Regions from separate parts of the Homo sapiens genome. Here region 1 is linked to region 2. Evidence: read pairs that join two places in POLR2A ChIA-PET (ENCODE). Cell type or tissue: OCI-LY7. All regions are shown on one strand. Links, peaks and the distances in the headings refer to the core of each region. The heading gives the core; the rest is flanking DNA.

Region 1 (9,198 bases), core at 2,712-5,211, 110 kb after region 2:
TCCAGTTTCTCCTGACAGCTGGAGCCTTCCCTTAGTCTTGCCTCTTGGTGTCTGTGAGGAGAAGGTGCCTCCATTTACAAATCAGCTCCTCCAGGCAGAGCAGCAGAGGGATTGCAGAGCAACTGTACCATGTGCTCATTCTACGCCCTGGACCTAGAATGTCTTGGCCGTGGCCTGACCATCACTGTGCCTGGACAAAAGCAGGGGTGTAAAAACCTTTCCTTCTCAGCCCGAGAGAGAGAGACGCTGCTATAAGGTGCAGGTAAGGCTTGAGCAAAAGTGCAGGGTTGACAAGAAGGAGACGGACATACATGCAGCCCAGAAATTCAGTTACTGGGGCTCTCCAGACATACTCTGTCACTCATCTGTCAGCTGGGGCCTGGACTCATGGCCCAGCTTTAGCCCTGCCCCAGCGCACACATCCACAGACACTCAAATTTAGCAGTGACCTGGCCAGGACTGTCTGGTCTCTGGCCTGAGGCCCCTCCTTCTCTTCTTGACCACTAGAACTGACATCCAGGGCTACTCAGAAGGCAGGAGAGGCCCATGCTACTTCCATATTTCTTCCTCCCATCCTTCTTTTTTTTTTTTTTAATAGCAGCTAGAACGAGCTTGGAGCACTTTCATATTTCTACGTTGCCAATAAAATAAAAAAGGAAGAAATGTGAAAATAGTGTTTCAAGAATTATGGCATTTGTTACTTCTGCTTTGTTTATTTATTCATCAGATATTTTTGAGAGCCTCCTATGTGTCAGGCACTGTTTTAGGCCTCAGTGTTAAACTATTAAGTTTTATTTATTTATTTACTTATTTATTTATTGTTATTATCTTTTAAAAAGAGACGGGGTCTCACTATGTTGTCCAGGCTGGTCTCAAACTCCTGGGCTCAAGCAATCCAACCACCTTGGCCTCCCAAAATGCTGGGATTACAGGCATGAGCCACTGTGCCAGGCCTTAAGTCTTTATAATACATATTTAAAATGGATAGCCTCATTTGGAAATAACTTCAAAGATTTAAATTCCAGTCTTCCTGGTTCTTCGTCTCAGGAGGGACCCCCATAACTCCTGATGCCCATGATTTTCTCACTGGTATAGATTAGACCTCTGTCTCTTGATCCTGAGGGGTCCTGGGGGCTGTGATTCAGATTGGCAGAGGTGGTGAAGCTCTCCTCAGGAGTCTGGCTAGCATAGGCCTGTCGCTAGCCTATCCTCCCTGCCCCATCCTTTCTATCTCTTACGATTGGCCCTCTCCCCTGCAGTGCCAGCTCCTTTAGTCACTGATTGGTCTTGGTGAAGTGCCCTGCCCCGTGGTGCCCAGCACTGCCCAGTGGTGACTGAGTCACAGGCTGGCGGGGACTGTTCAGGCTGACCTCACCTCCAGGCCTGGCCATAGGACGCCAGCTGTGGCCACTGGGTATGAGCCTGGCCGCCTGTGTTGCTGGGAGAGTCAGGCAGAGCCATGTCGCCGAGTCCAGTAGCTGCCAGCTGGCCGAGAGGTCTGGGAATCCAGGTGCAGGGGGCCATAGGGATTAAAGTCGGAAGAGCCAGATCCAGGCCTGTGAGGGTGAAGCTGGGCTGAGGTTGCTGGAGGCTCTTGAGAGAATGGATTGGAGCAGGGCCCATGAGTCAGCCTCATGTCCTGGGTGGCTATTTTCTTGGCTTCTAAGAAAATCAAAATTCTTTCTCACTTCCCCTCCCAAGACTAGGTCCATAGCTGTGTAGATTCAGGATCAGCAGTGTGGAGTTGGAGGCAGAGCTTTCATTGGGAGTGGGACTGAAATCCTCACACCCTGCATCTCTCATACCCACCCGCAATGGTAAGAGCATTCACAGGACTTGAGCTTCCAGCAAGAGGATGCCTGATCAAATTGTTTGCCCCCTGTGAAATCACCATATTAATGGGAAGATAGGCTTGCTTAGGAACAACGGAGTCTGTGCCTCTCCTGCAGGAGAAACCAGGAGCTCTAAGAGAATGTATAATGAGAACTTCTATGTGTGGAGAGTTAAACAAGAAGCTGTCTCATCCCAGGGAAGATGAAGAGAAAATGGCGGATCTGGGCTTGAAGTGCACACAGTGTTGGAAAAGGCCCCACCTAAGGCTCTAGGACCAGCAGTCCCTGAGAAGTAGCTGTGTGTAGGATTAAGACAAGCTGACTGCGGAGAGCTGTGACATTGGGCATTCAAGCATGAAGCATTGTTGGCCCAGAGAGGGTGCACAAGCATTCTCCCTCAGAGAACCATGGTGTTCCAGAGCCAGAGAGAGATGGAGAGCTTCCACAATCCTTGTGAAGATCTGTTATCCTAACACCAATATATCCCCTTTAAGAAAATGGTGGCCCCCTGTAAATTGTCAATATAGCAAATTGGCTCCCATAATATATTGAAACACTATTACCACCTTGGGGATTCTTTTTCAAATTACAAGCTTGATTTAATATAAAACGTAATGATTAATACATTAGATTAAAAGAAGAAAGGAATCTTGTAATTATCTCAAAAGGCATTGACAAAATTCATCAGCCATTCACACGATAAAAGTTAGAAAACCATGAAGAGAGGAAATGTTCTTAACATTTTAAAGAACAGATATAAAAAACCAAAAGCCAGCATTAGATTTAACAGTCTAGGAAGTTCTATTAATGGGAGAATCCAATGTCCTCTTCACTACTGTTGTTCAGTGTTGCTCTGGAAGTCCTAACCAGGACAATAGGGTGAAAAGAAGAAATAAGGGAGAAGTAAAGGAAGTAAGTAATAGAGTCAAAATGATCATTATTTGCAGATATTATGATTTTCCTTTCATAATATCCAAGAGAATCAATTGAAAAATGATTATGACCAGTAGGAGAATCCAGTAGGAGGGAGCAGAGTAGAATAAATTAATATATGTATATAGATTTTAATAGCTTTTAAGAGTGCTAAGTCACAACTGATTGGAAAATGTGATGAAAACAATTTACCATTCACGATAATGGTGAAACATTAAAAATATCTAGAAATGAATTTTGAGTACATCAAAAGCCTATAAACTTTTTTCTTTTTTATTTCCTTTTTCTTATCCTAGTGGTGGTGAGAACAAAGGGCCTATGAACTTTGATCTAGGATAGATTTAAAAGAAGACAAAAGGTATGCAGGCATATGTCATGTTTCTAGAAAAATCAATATTTTTAATTTATTAGTAAATTCAATGCAATTCCAAACAAAATTTGTTTGGGTGGGAGGAATTGACAAGATGATTCTAAGGATCAACTGAAAAGTAAGTATGAAAAAAACCCACAAATATTGGATTAAGAGACTAATAAAGTAAGATTTGCCCTATAAGTATCAAAGTATGCAATAGAGCTAAAATAATTAAGAATGTGATAGCAGCATAGGAAAAGACGAATATGTTAGTGGAACAAAAGAGAGTCCATAGCATGAGATAAAGAAAACATTTTAATTCAGGGAATAAAAGGTAGTTTACTCAATAACTCATGTTGGGGCCATTTACTATTATGCATAAAAAATAAGGCTATAATTCTATATGCTATATAATTTCCCACATTATAAAGTAAATCCCAAATGGATTCATGATCTATATATTTTAATTTTCCCAATGTGAATGCTTTTATAAACTACTCATATGCTTTACCAGAAATGACTGGTAAAAAAATATATAGATTAATATTTTTATAATCATGGTGCTACGGTTTGAATGTGTCCCCCAGAGTTCATGTGTTGGAAACTTAATCTACAATGCAACAGTGTTGAGAGGTGGGCTCTTACGAGGTGATAAGGTCATGAGGGCTCTGCCCCCAATGGATTAATGCCAACAGAGGTGGGTTTGTTATTGTGGGAATGTGTCCTTGTGAAGGAGGAGCTCGGTCCCCCTTTGTCTCTCTCACCCTCTAGCCTTCTGCCATGGAATAATGCAGCAAGAAGGCCCTTGAAAGATGCTGGCACCTTGATATTGGACTTCTCAGCTTCCAGAATTTTGAGAAATAAATTTCTTTTCTTTATAAATTACTCAGCTATTGGTATTCTGTTATAGTAACTTGAAGCAGACTAAGACTTGAGGTGAGAAACATCTCTTTCGTGAAGATAAATACTTGAAATATGTTTTCCTGTTACATATAGATTTCAAAAATCAGAGAAATATGCTGCAAACTGTTGGTAGTTTTTGTTTCTGGGGATGGTATTTTGGGACATTTACTTTTTCTGAGTTATATATTTGTACAGTGTTTTAATTTCATATAAATAAATTTTACTGTTTGTAATTAGAAAAATGAAGATAATAAAAAGGAAAATAAAGACAACAGAAGGACAAATACTGCTTCTTATGTAAGAACCTTACAATAATACACTTCCATTTACTTCTCCCTTCTTTTTTGCTAATGTTGTTGTGCGTTTACCTCTGTATTTGCTATAAACTCCATAATAAATACTCATTATTTTTGCTTTAAACAGTCAACTGTCTTTTAAGTAATTTAAAAAACAAGAAAACCTATTTTCTATTTACTTGTTAGGTTTACTGGTAGCACTTGTTCTTTTGTTTAGAGCTGAATTTCCAACAGGTATCAATGAGCCACCTCAGCAGAGAAATGGCTTATTTCCCTTCAGCCTTAAGAACTTCCTTTAGGCCATGTGCGGTGGCTCATGCCTGTAATTCTAGCACTTTGGGAAGCCGAGACAGACGGATTGCCTGAGCTCAGGAGTTCCAGACCAGCCTAGGCAACAACAGTGAAACCCTGTCTCTACTAAAATACAAAAAATTAGCCGGGCATGGTGGCGTGCGCCTGTAGCCCCAGCTACTCAGGTGGCTGGGGCAAGAGAATCGCTTGAACCCAGGAGGCAGAGGTTGCAGTGAGCTGAGATCGCACCACTGCACTCCAGCCTAGGAAACAGAGTGAGACTCCGTCTCTGGAAAAAAAAAAAAGAAAGAAAAAAAAGAACTTCCTTTAACATTTCCGGTAGTACAGACGGACTGGTGATGAATTCTGTCAGCATTTTTTTAAGATCCCGAAGTATTTTTATTTTTCATTCCCCACCCTGTCCCCCAACCTTTTTTTGTTTTTTTTTTTTTTTTTTTTGGAGACAGAGCCTTGCTCTATCCCCCAGGCTGGAGTGCAGTGGCACGATCTTGGCTCACTACAACCTCTGACTCCCGAGTTCAGGTGATTTTCATGCCTCAGCCTCCCTAGTAGCTGGGATTACAGACACCTGCCACCACGCCCAGCTAATTTTTGTATTTTTAGTAGAGACGGGGTTTTGTCATGTTGGCCAGACTTGTCTGGAACTCCTGACCTCAGCTGTTCCATCCGCCTCAGGCTCCCAAAGGGCTGAGATTACAGGTGTGAGCCACCGTGCCCAGCCTCTCATTCCTCTTTTAAAGATAACTTCTCTGGATATAGAATACTAGGTTGCTTTTTTTTCTCATAGATTATTTAATATTTAATATATAATTCCTATAATTTTATTGTTTTCTGTCTTGCATTACTCCTGCTAAGAAATAAATGGTGATTCTAATCGTTGTTTCCCTTATGTAATGTGCCTATATTCTTTTATCACTTCTAAGATGTTCTATTTGGTTTTAAGATTTTGACTATGATGTTCCTAGATGTAGTTCCCTTGTTTTTATCTTCTTTGGAGTTTTAAAACCCCAGCTTCTTGGGATGGTGTATTAATAATTTTTTAAATCAAATATAGAATTTCATTTACCATTTAAAAGAATTTTTTTTGCCCCAATCTCTTTCTCCCCTTTCCTTCTGGGACTCCAATTTTATGTATATATTAGATTACATGATACTGTTTCAAGGTCACTTTGTTGAGGCTGTGTTTGTATTTTTCAGTCCTTTTACTTTTAGATGTTTTCCATAGTCTTGACTTCAAGTTCATTGATCTTTTCATTTGTAGCATCCAGTCTACTCATAAGTTTATCTAGTACATTTTCCATTTTGTATATTGTATTTTTCAATTCTAGAATTTTCATTCAGCTCCTTTTTTATAGTTTTCATTTCTCTGCTGAGATAGCTCATCTGTTCATTTATTATCTCTATCTTGTAATTTAAACTTCTTTAACATATTTATAATAGCTATTTAAAGTCCTCATCTGCTAGTTCCAATATCTGTGTTACCTCTGGATCTATTTCTGTTGATTATTTTTTGTCCTGGTTATGAATCATATTTTCCTGCTTCTTCATATGTTTAGTAATGTTTGACTGTATATTAGGAATTGTGAATACTTCATTGTTAAGAGTTTGGATCATGTTTAAAGAGTGTTGAGTTTGTTTTATTAGATAGTAAATTCACTAGAGGCTCAATTTGAGCCTGAGGCTTGGTTTTAGGCTTTATTATGGCAGGTCTAAGATACTGCGTATTACAGGCACAGAGTAGCCCTATTCTTAAAGCGTGGACTTTCTTGGGTTTTCATTGAGTGCTCAGGGTGTTCAACAAAGTCTTTTCACCTTGTTGATCAGAACAGATCTCAGAATCATGAGCCCTCTAGAATCCCCACTTAGTTCTTAGACCCAGAGAAGTTTTTTTTGTGTGTTTTTTGTTTGTTTGTTTGTTTGGTTGTTGTTTTTAATCCACTAGGCCTTATGGAATCTTGCTCTGCATGTGAGGCTTAGACAAAGCCTCAGGAGCACCTCTGTATAGCTTTCCAGAGCTCCTTCTTTGTGTAGCTCCTTCTTCTTTGATACCTTATCCCACAAATTTCAGCCACCTCAGCGTCTGCTATCTATGATCTTTGTCTCCTTCACATGATGAGACCATTGTTCTCTCTCTCTCTCTCTCTTTGGAGACAGGGTCTCACTCTGTTGCCCAGGCTGGAATGCAGTGGCACGATTATGGCTCACTGCAGCCTCAACCTCCTGGCCTCAAGTGATCCTTCTGCCTAAGCCTCTGGAGTAACTGGTACTACAAGTGTGCACCACAATGCCTGGCTAATTTTTTAACTTTTGTAGAGACAGGGTATTGCTATGTTGCCCAAGCTGGTCTCAAACTCCTGGCCTCAAGGGATCCTCCCACCTCAGCCTCCCAAAGTGCTAGGATTACAGACATGAGCCACTGTGCCTGGTGCCATTGCTTTCTGGGCACCACTTCCTTATGCCATGGTTTGGAAAGTATCCTAGGCAAAGCACTTTCCCTTTTGTTTCCCTTCTCTCAAGGACAAAGGCTATTTGATGTTCAATGCCTATAATCACTGGCTATAAATATTTCGAGTTTTATGGTTGTTTACAGTGGGGAGGGAAGTTTATTACCAACTTATCAGTTATGGTTGGAACCTAAGGAAAGTTTGAAAACTAAAAGAAGAAAGAAAAGGAAAAGAAAATAGGGACCCTTAATTCAAGATGTGGATCTGATGTCATAAATGTCTAAGAGTCTGAGCTTCATCTCAAAGCAGCTGGGCCAGTTGAGCATACCCTGCTGTAGTTCTTTCTAACCTGGCATCAGAATTGGACTGAATAAAATGTACAGTTCTGGCCACTATAGCAGGTTGTGTCAGACTTATCCTTCTGCTGAAAACAACTATAAAAGTTGGACAAAATGTATAAAACAACTATTTGAAGGCATTTGAGAACAACCAATACAGCTAAGAATTGAGGAGTTGTGATCCTGGAGAAAAGGGAATAATGTGTAGTGAGTTCCACATTTACCTTTGCTTTTTCCCTAGGGGCATTTCACACATTGTTACTTGAGGGAATAGGGACCAAGCAGAAAGCATCAGTCTTACCAGACTGAGGATACAAAGGTCAGAGTTCAGGGCTGCCGAAGAAGATGGAAATTAAGAAGGAAAATTCCAGAAGGTAGGAAAGAAGAGAGAAGGAGCCCAATAATTGCATGCAAATTCCTCCAACTTTATTGGCTTTTTTTTGAGACAGGGTCTTGCTTTGTTGCCCAGGCTGGAGTGTAGTGGTGTGATCTTGGCTCACTGCAGCCTCCCTCAACCTCCTGGATTCAAGCCATCCTTCCACGTCAGCCTCCCAAGTAGCTGGGACTACAGGCACATGCAATCATGCCTGGCTGACTTTGCTTATTTTTTTGTGGAGATGAGGTCTCACTATGTTGCCCAGGCTGGGCTTGAACTCCTGGGCTCAAGCAATACTCCAGCCTGGGTCTCCTAAAGTGTTGGGATTACAGGCATGAATCACCATGCCCACCCTATTGGCCTACTTTTAGCCTATCAGGCTAAAGAACTGAGCAAATTGTAGTAGTCTTAAAGTGTTGGGGAGACAAATTGGAATTCAACTTCTATCAAGGTAGAGAGGCCTTGGTAAATGCGTAGGTGTTCTGCTAAGTCCCAGAAGGGTCACACACTAGGAGAGAGGGTCACATCCTAGGAATAAGAGATATGTCCTAGGACAAAAAAGAACCACACCAGCCAAACCATGACATAAACCAAAGCCTTGACAGGAGTAGGGTATTTATTTGGTACTCTGCCTTCCAGAAGTCAACTTAATTCTCTCTTCCTGGATGAATACAACATCACCCAGAGACTTTCCAACTTTTCATCCAAAATGTGTGTCATCTAATAGAGAAGTATGAGACATGCTAAAAAACAAAACAAAACACAAACAAAAAAACAGGGCCAAATGACTAAAAATCAAGAGAAAAGGCAGACAATGGAAATAGACCCACAGGTGTTTCAGAAATGAGAGACTTCCAATAATTATGATGAAAATGTTCAAGAAAATAGAGGGAAAGTAAAAAAAAAAAAAGATGAAAAGCTAGAGAATTTAAATATAGAATTGCCAGAATACTGATAAAGATAGCAGATAGGAGGCAGGACTAGCTTGCAGCTCCTGCTCAGACAAACAGAGCAGTGTGTGGAGACTCACATCCTGAACTTTTGCTCCAAGAACTACTGCAGGAACATACCAGGAAAGCCAAGAGAATCCACAGACCCTTTGAAGGAACTGGATCACTACTGCAGGCTCCTCGAGATGCAAAAAAACTGTGAGTCTGCATGTTTTCTCAGCAGGGAGGGTCATGGTCTGGGACAAGTTCTCAGCCCTGGGCACTGGCTACCTGGAAATAGACTCAGTACTGTTGTGGGGCCATGGTGGGAGTGAGATTGGCCTTTAGGACTGTGGGTTGCACAGGAGCAGGGTGAGGCCTGTGACTGCCAGCTTTCTCCCACTTCCCTGGCAAACCTGTATGACTCAGCAGAGGCAGCCACAATCACCCCCGGGAGTATAACTCCATCGGACTGGGAACAAC
Region 2 (8,529 bases), core at 179-2,678:
GAGTTGGTGTCTTGACACATTTACATTTCCAATCACAATTGGACCCTCAGCCCACTTGTTACTCTCTCAACCCATGTTTCCTTGCACCCATCAACAGCCCCCCTTCTTTCTTGTATCTTAAGTCAGCATCCTGGATTGAGAGTGAAGAGTAAAATGGTTTGACTTATTGTGAGCTTAGCCTTTGCAAGACTAGTAAACAAAAGGACTGGGGTAGTGGCAAGAGTATGAATGGGCTGGAGGGATCACAAGGTATAAACTGAAAGGGAAAGGAAATGATATCAGGTGAGAGCTGAAGAGTTGGGAGGAAAACAAAGGTCCTAGAGTGAGATGGAGCTGTTGTGACTGATGAGAGGCCCAGGGTGTGTCCTCAGCAGCAAGAGTGTGAAGTATAGGTGAAGGTCAAGTACTGCGAGGCTAAGGTGTAGCACTACTCATCTTCCTGAGCACAAAAGTCACCAGCACCTTGGGCTGGGTGTCAGAGAGCTCACAGAATGTGGATAACCAACCAGGCAGATGTTGGTAACAGCAACCAGGAGGGCACAGCACAAACCTGAGCAGGTCTTTTATGTATGTGAAGGTGAAGGAGTTATGATTTAGAAATGGCAGTGGGAAGCAAGGAGAATGCTGAGAGCCTGCTCAGCTCTTGTCTTCCAGGATCATGGATAGTGCAAAATGAGTAGCCTTCCTTTGAGAGACAGAGCCATGAGGCTAGTGGAGTGCTCAGAAAGAAGCCAGATCTCTATCAAGGAAAGGAGATGGAGAGAACAACCAGGGATGTACTTGAAAGAGGAGAGTTGCATGTCTACAATGGAATATGTGTTGCAGAGGACTCAGTCACAGAGAAGACAACTGCAGGAGGGTGAGCTGGAGGGCTCTGCAGGGGCAGGAGCACAGTAGGGCATTAGAATGGGAGTTTTAGATGAGAAGGATTACATTTGCAGTGCTGGAGGAAGATCATCTCAAGGTTCACAAAATCAAGCTTTAAACTTGTCTGTGTCAACAGACGGAGGCATTGGGTGATAGTTCAAATCCCCATAATTTTTTATAATCCTTTCAGCAGTCTGTTAAATATAACCTTGGTGATAAGCTAAGTTACCTCAGCATAGCAAGCTTGGCTTGGTCTAAATCAGGGTAGAGGTGATTGCTGCTCAAAGGAAGTGAGAGAGACACCCAGCTCTGGATTGGAGAACATGACTTTGACCTGGGTTTCAGCCTCCACAGGGCTAAGCCCCAGGGGAGCACTGGGCAAGTTGCTAAGGCCACAAGCAGGAGTTTATAACCAGGCTAGACTAAGCCCACTGATGCAAGAATTTTTTTTTTTTTTTTTTGAGACAGAGTCTCACTCTGTCACCCGGGCTAGAGTGCAGTGGTGTGATCTTGGCTCACTGCAACCTCCGCTTCCCTGGTTCAAGTGATTCTCCTGCCTCAGCCTCTCAAGTAGCTGGGATTACAGGCACCCGCTACCATGCCTGGCTAAATTTTGTATTTTTTTAGTAGAGACAGGGTTTCACCGTGTTGGCCAGGATGGTCTTGAGCTCCTGACCTCAAGTGATCCACCTGCCTTGGCCTCCCAAAGGGCTGGGATTACTGGCTTGAGCCACCATGCCCAGCCTGATGCATGAATTTGCATTCTTCATGCTCTTCATCTATGCTTCTGAAGACCTGGCACTTAGTCAACACTCAGTAAGTTTTTATTTTTTAACTGCTTTATGATTATAAAAGTAATATATGAAGCATTTGTAAAGTATGGAAATCTGGAAAAAATAAAACAGAAGTCATCTATAATCTGACCATCCAAACATACCTACTGTTAATACCTTAGTCTACGTTCTTTCTTTTTTTCCTTTTTTTGAGATGGAGTCTTGCTGTGTTGCCCAGGCTGGAGTACAATGGCATGATTTCGGCTCACTGCAACCTCTGCCTCCCAGGTTCAAGCAGTTCTCCTGCCTCAGCCTCCCAAGTAGCTGGGCTTACAGGCATCCACCACCATGCCCTGGTAATTTTTGTATTTTTAGTAGAGATGGGGTTTCGCCATGTTGGCCAGGCTGGTCTCAAACTCCTGACCTCATGTGATCTGCCCGCCTCAGCCTTCCAAAGTGCTAGGATTACAGGTGTGAGCCAATGCGCCTGGCCTTTTTTTTTTTTTAAGACAGTTTTGCTCTTTTTGCCCAGGCTGTAGTGCAGTGGTGTGATCTTGGCTCACTGCAACCAGGTTCAAGTGATTTTCCTGCCTCAGCCTTCTGAGTAGCTGGGACTACAGACGCCACCATGCCCAGCTAATTTTTTTGTATTTTTAGTAGAGATGGGGGTTTCACCATATTGGCCAGGTTGGTCTCCAACTCCTGACTTTGGGTGATCCGCCCACGTTGGCCTCCCAAAGTGTTGGGATTACAGGCATGAACCACTGTGCCCAGCTGAGCCTACTTTCTTCTGGTCTTTTTCTCATGCCTCCCCACCACCACCCCAGCCCCCCGCCATTACATACGTATATATGTTTATTTTTTTTTTAAAGAGATGAAGTCTTGCTCTGTTGCCCAGGCTGGTAGGCTGATCTCAAACTCCTGGCTTCAGGTGATCCTCCTGTGTTGGCCTCCCAAAGTGCTGTTGTTACAGGCATAAGCCATCACACCTGGCTATTTTTCACGCTTTAAAAACTCACTTTATTCATTCATTTATTCACTCATTCTTTGATTAACACTCATATACTGGTTTTATTTTATTATTTTATATTTTTAGCTACAGGGTCTCACTCTGTGCCCGAGGCTGGAGTGCAGTGGCATGATCATGACTCTGCAACCCCGAACTCCTGGGCTCAAGGGATCCTCCCAACTCAGCCTCCCAAGAAGTTAGGATTACAGGCACATGCTACCACACCCTGCTAATTTTTTTAAATTAATTTTTTTCTTCCTTTTTTTTTTTTTTTTTTTTTTGTAGAACCAGTGTGTGTTAGGCCATTCTTGCATTACTATAAAGAAATACCTGAGACTGGGTAATTTATTAAGAAAAGAGGTTTAATTGACTCACGATTTCACAGGCTGTATAGGAAGTGTGGCACTAGGCATCTGCTCAGCTTCTAGGGAGGCCTCAGGGAGCTTTTACTCACAGTGGAAGGTGAAGGGGGAGCAGGTGTGTCACATGGTAAAGACAGGAGCAAGGTGGGGGGAGGTGCCACACCCTTAAACAACCAGATTTCTCAAGAACTCACTTATTATGGTGGGGACAGCTCCAAGCCATGAGGGATCTGCCCCCATGACCAAAACACCTCCCAGCAGGCCCCACCTCCAACATTAGAGATTACATTTCCACATGCGATTTGGACAGGGATAAATATCCAGACTATGTCATTTTGCCCCTGGCCCTCCTAAATCTCATGTCCTTCTCAAGTTGCAAAATACAATCATGCCTTCCCAAGAGTTCCCCAAAGTCTTAACTCATTCCAATGTTAACTCCAAAGCCCAAAATTCAAAGTCTCATCTGAGACAAGGCAAGTCTCTTCCACCTATGAGCCTATAAAATCAAAAACAAGCTATATACTTCCAAGTTACAATGGGTGTATAGGCATTGGGTAAACATGCCCATTCCAAAAGAGAAATTGGCCAAAAGAAAGGGGCTACAAGCTCCATGCAAATTCAAAACCCAGCAGGGCAATTATTAAATTGTAAAGCTCCAAAGTAATCTTCTTTGACTCCGTGTCCCATATCCAGGGCTCACTGGTGCAAGAAGTGGGCTCGCAAGGCCTTGGGAAGCTTCGCCCCTGTAGTTTGCATAGTACAGCCTCCACAGCTGCTCTTATGGGCTAGAGTTGAGTGCCTGTGGCTTTTCCAGGCACAGGGTGCAAGCTGCCAGTGGATCTACCATTCTCAGGTCTGGAGGGTGGTGACCCCTTTCTCACAGCTCCACCAGGCAGTTCCCCAGTGGAGACTGTGTGGGGCCTTCAACCCCACATTTCCCCTCCAAACTGCCCTAGTAGGGGTTCTCTGTGAGGGTTCCACCCCTACAGCAGGCTTCTGCCTGGGTACCCTGGCTTTCTTGTACATCCTCTGAAATCTAGGTAGAGGCTGCCAAGCCTCCTTCACTCTTACAGTCTGCATGCCTGCATGCTTAACACCACATGGAAGCTGCCAAAGCATATGGCTTTTGCTCTTTGGAGCAGCAGCCTGAGCTGTACCTGAGGCCCCTTGAGCCACAGCTGGAGCTGGAACAGCCTGGATGTAGGGAGCACTGTCCTAAGGAGGCTGTGCAGAGCCATGGGGTCCTAGGCCTAGCCCATGAAATGATTCTTCCTCCTAGGTCTCTGGGCCTGTGCCTGTGATGGCAAGGGCTGCCCCTGAGATCTCTGAAATGCCTTCAAGGCCTTTTTCCCATTGTCTTAGCTATTAGTACCTGGCTCTCTTTTAGTTATTCAAATTTCTCTAGCAAGTGGTTGCTCCACAGCCTGCTTGAATTCCTCTACTGAAAATGCTTCTGCTTTCTCTATCACATGGCCAGGCTGCAAATTTTCTAAAGTTTTACACTCTGCTTCCCCTTTAAATATAACTTCTAACTTTAAGTCATTTTTTTTGCTCTCACATCTGAGTTAAGCTGTTAGATGCAGCCATGTAACTTCTTGAACACTTTGCTGCTTAGAAATTTCCTCTGCCAGATACCCTAGTTGTCACTCTGAAGTTCAAACTTCCACAGATCCTTACAGCATGAACAAAGTGCAGCCAAGTTCTTTGCTAGGCCATAATGAGGGTGGCCTTTGCTCCATTTCTAGGTTCCTCATTTCCATCTGAGACCTCATCAGCCACGCCTTCACTTTCCATATCACCATCAGCATTCTGGTTACAACCATTTGACCAGCCAAGTACTATTCTAACTTCTGAGAATACAGAAGTGCTCCTCATGGAACTTACAGTCTAGTGGAGGAAGAAGGACAATAAATGCAACAAAGAAGTAAATTAGTCAGGATGTCAGAGAGTGATAAGTCCCATGGAGAAAAATGAAGCAGGAGAAAAATGAAGCAGGGATGCATAAAGTTAGTTCAGAGAGAGAACAGGATACAATTTTAAATAGTGTGGTCAGATAAGGGTTTATTAAGGAGGTGGCATTTGGGCCAAGACACTAAGGAAGTAAGAGAACAAGCTATGTAGATAGCTGGGAAGAGCATTCCTAGGAAGAGGGAACAAGTATCTAATAGAGAAGCATGTCTAGTATGTTCAAAGAATAGCAAAGCCTTGGTAGCCTTAATGAAGAAAGCAATGGAGAGAGTAATAAGAGATGATGTCAGCGAGCTAAAGGAGGGCATGAAGATTAGAGTAGGGCCCTATAAACTGGATGACCACTGTCAAATGAAATTAAGGCTGTTGAGGCAGAAATGATTTGATAAAAGTTTATTGGAAGCCAAATGTGAGGATGAACCCAGGAAAACACACCAACAAAGTTGAGAGTGTTCTGGAGTCTGTTACAAGTTGGAAAGTTAGAAGACAGGAGGGGGACTCTTCATACAGGAGTTGTCCTTTTTCACTGGAGGGTACAATACAAAGGTTACAATAATTGGCTACAGATTGCAACATGCAGACTAACATGTCTACATGCAAGACAATCAGTAAAATGTTATGACTCAGAAATAAATCAGTGTCCTTTTCAGTGTCAGTAGGTGGTGCATTGATCAGTACATCAACAATTTGAGGAACTTCTAAGATTCCTTACTCAGGACAAGGTATCGCCATGAATCACAAGACCTTCCCAAGATGGGTTAATTTGGAAGCTGTTTACTTTTAAAGTAAACTGTCAAATGTGACCTGTAGGTTATTGCCATATATAATTTGTCATCCAAATTAGGAGACTTCTAGAATGAAAGTTGGAGGTGAGGGTTATTAATCATTAACACTAGGGCTGGTTGCCGTGGCTCACGCTTGTAATCCCAGTACTTTGGGAGGCTGAGGCAGGCAGATCACGAGGTCAGGGGATTGAGACCATCCTGGCCAACATGGTGAAACCCCGTTCTCTACTAAAAAATACAAAAAAAAAAAAAATTTAGCTGGGCATGGTGGCACATGCCTGTAATCCCAGCTACTCAGAAGGCTGAGGCAGGAGAATTGCTTGAACCAGGGAGTCGGAGGTTGCAGTGAGCTGAGATCATGCCACTGCACTCCAGCCTGGCAACAGAGCGAGACTCCGTCTCAAAAAAAAAAAAAAAAAAAGTTAACACTAGTTCAGTGGAGAGAAGCCAGGACTGTGCTGGACAAACTCTGACGTGTAATCATTCTACTTATAGACCATTGTAAGGACTTGGGCTTTCAAAAAATCTGACTGAGATGGGAAGCGATTGGAAGGTTTTGAGCAGAAAAGTAACATGATGTGATTGAGATATCCCTGACTACTATGCTGAGAGTAGATTGAAGGGGCGTAGGAGCAGCCTTAATGAAGAAGGATTGGCTGGGGGCTAACAGAATGCAGGGAAGAAACTGGATTCTGCATATGTTGAAATTATGGCAAAAGATTTTATTGACAGATTGGATGTGGAGTACAAGAGGAAGAGCAGCCAGGAAAATAAAGTTTCCATTTACTGAGTTGGGGAGGACTTCAGGAAGAGCAGATTTGGGATGAAATTAGGAGCACATGTTAAATTTGACATGTTATGTTTGAGACACCTATTATATATCCAAGTGAGGATATCAAGTGGGCAGTTATTATGTGAGCCTGGAGTTCACTCTCTCTATGTGTTGGTGGTCATCAGTGCAGAGATGATATTTAAATCATGAGACTGGATTTTTTAAAAAGGAAGAGGACTGAAGACTAAGTTCTGGGCACTCCAATTTTGGGCAGTAGCGGAGATGAAGAAAAACCAGCACACTAGATGGTAAAGGAGCAGCCAACAAGGTAAGAGGAAAACCAAGCAAGTGTCATTTTTGTTGATTTTTTTGATACAGAGTCTCACTCTGTCACTCAGGCTGGAGTGCAATGACACAATCTCGGCTCACTATAACCTCTGCCTTCTGGGTCCAAGTGTTTTTCTTGCCTCAGCTTCCCAAGTAGCTGGGACTGCAGGTGTGTGCCACCACGCCTGGCGCAAGTGTCATGTAGAAAGCAGTTCAAGGATGAAAGAGAAATGAGTTTGTCAAATGCCTTGAGAGGTCAGGTAAGATGATGACTGTGAATTGACTATTGAATTCAGAAACATGCAGGTCACTGCGGACCTTGATAGAGGTGCTCTGGTGAAAGGTGAGGGCTAAAGCTTAATTGTAGTGGGGCCAAGTGAAAATTGGAAGAACAAAGTTGAAAGTAGCAAGTAGATATAGCAATCTTCCAAGGAGTTTCACTGCTAAGGGACAGGGAGAAATGGGGCAGGAGCTGACAGCAGAAACTGGGTCAAGAGAGAGCTTTTACAGCCTCTTTGCATACTGAATGGGAAAGATCCAGTAGAGAGGGAAAAGATTTATGATGGGGGAGTCAGGAGAATTGCTAGAGCAACATGTGCTCCTAATTTCATCCCAAATCTGCTCTTCCTGAAGTCCTCCCCAACTCAGTAAATGGAAACTTTATTTTCCTGGCTGCTCTTCCTCTCGTACTCCACATCCAATCTGTCAATAAAGTCTTTTGCCATAATTTCAACATATGTAGAATCCAGTTTCTTGCCTGTATTCTGTTAGCCCCCAGCCAATCCTTCTTCATTAAGGCTGCTCCTACGCCCCTTCAATCTACTCTCAGCATAGTAGTCAGGGCTATCTCAATTACATCATGTTACTTTTCTGCTGTTGGTAAGGGAGTAGGGGGTGGGGGAGGGGTAAGAAGTATATAAGGCTGGGGCCGGGCACAGTGGCTCACACCTATAATCCCAGCACTTTGGGAGGCTGAGGCAGGCCAATCACTTGAGCCCAGGAGTTCAGTACTAGCCTAGCCAACATGGCAAAACCCTGTCTCTACTAAAAATACAAAAATTAGCTGGGTATGGTGGTGCATGCCTGTAATCCTAGCTACTTCGGAGGCTGAGGCATGAGAATCGTTTGAACCTGGGAGGCAGAGGTTGCAGTGAGCCACTGCACTCCAGCGGGGAGGAGAGACCATTCAGGAGAAACGGGAGAAAAGACAGAGGGTGTGGGTACAGATGGAGTTAGGCTGGTGGATTATGCTGCTTGTAGAGGTTCTCTCCATTGCTTCTATTTTCTAGGTGAAATAGGAAGCCAAGGCACAGCTGAGGGTGATCATGGGGGAGGAGGTGATGGAGTTCTGAAGAGAAAGAAGGTCTTCCAGGATAGAGAATGAACCAGGGCAATTAGGATCCTCTTGAAGTCACTGATGGTCAGTTTAAAGTGAAACCAGTCAGATGGAATATATTTTCCATCTACATTTGGCTATGCAGGTGCTAGCAAGAAGTAGGAGGGAGGTTAGATTTAACCAGCTTTATAGTTTCCCACAAAAGCAAGGCAGATAAGAAAGGGGCAAGGAAGATGATTATGATGATTAAGCATGGAATTTAAGCTGGCCAAGAAGGGGTGTGAGGACATGAGTAAGATGAGAGATAGCAAAAACGTGGACATCTTTGCC

What was found. ChIA-PET counts read pairs that join two places held together with the same protein. Peaks named below come from ENCODE experiments on the same cell type or tissue, not always from the same donor. Only the 100,000 strongest peaks of a DNase experiment are listed, where the experiment ranks them.
Region 1: POLR2A ChIA-PET joins it to region 2 with 12 read pairs; 10 of 35 experiments call an interaction of 5 or more read pairs at or near these places.

The regions. Positions count from the first base shown.
Region 1 is chr5:132,243,708-132,252,905 of GRCh38, reverse strand. No RefSeq gene overlaps it. Among named protein-coding and RNA genes, the nearest start is that of PDLIM4, 9.4 kb to the left of the region's middle. RefSeq lists enhancers at 913-1,412, 1,413-1,914. In OCI-LY7, for the core only: no CTCF peak of the experiment used is centred there; no DNase peak of the experiment used is centred there.
Region 2 is chr5:132,350,824-132,359,352 of GRCh38, reverse strand. The region is part of intron 4 of MIR3936HG (MIR3936 host gene); the gene reads left to right. Among named protein-coding and RNA genes, the nearest start is that of MIR3936, 11 kb to the left of the region's middle. RefSeq lists enhancers at 1,030-1,079, 4,032-4,644. In OCI-LY7, for the core only: no CTCF peak of the experiment used is centred there; a DNase peak (open chromatin) is centred at 1,222.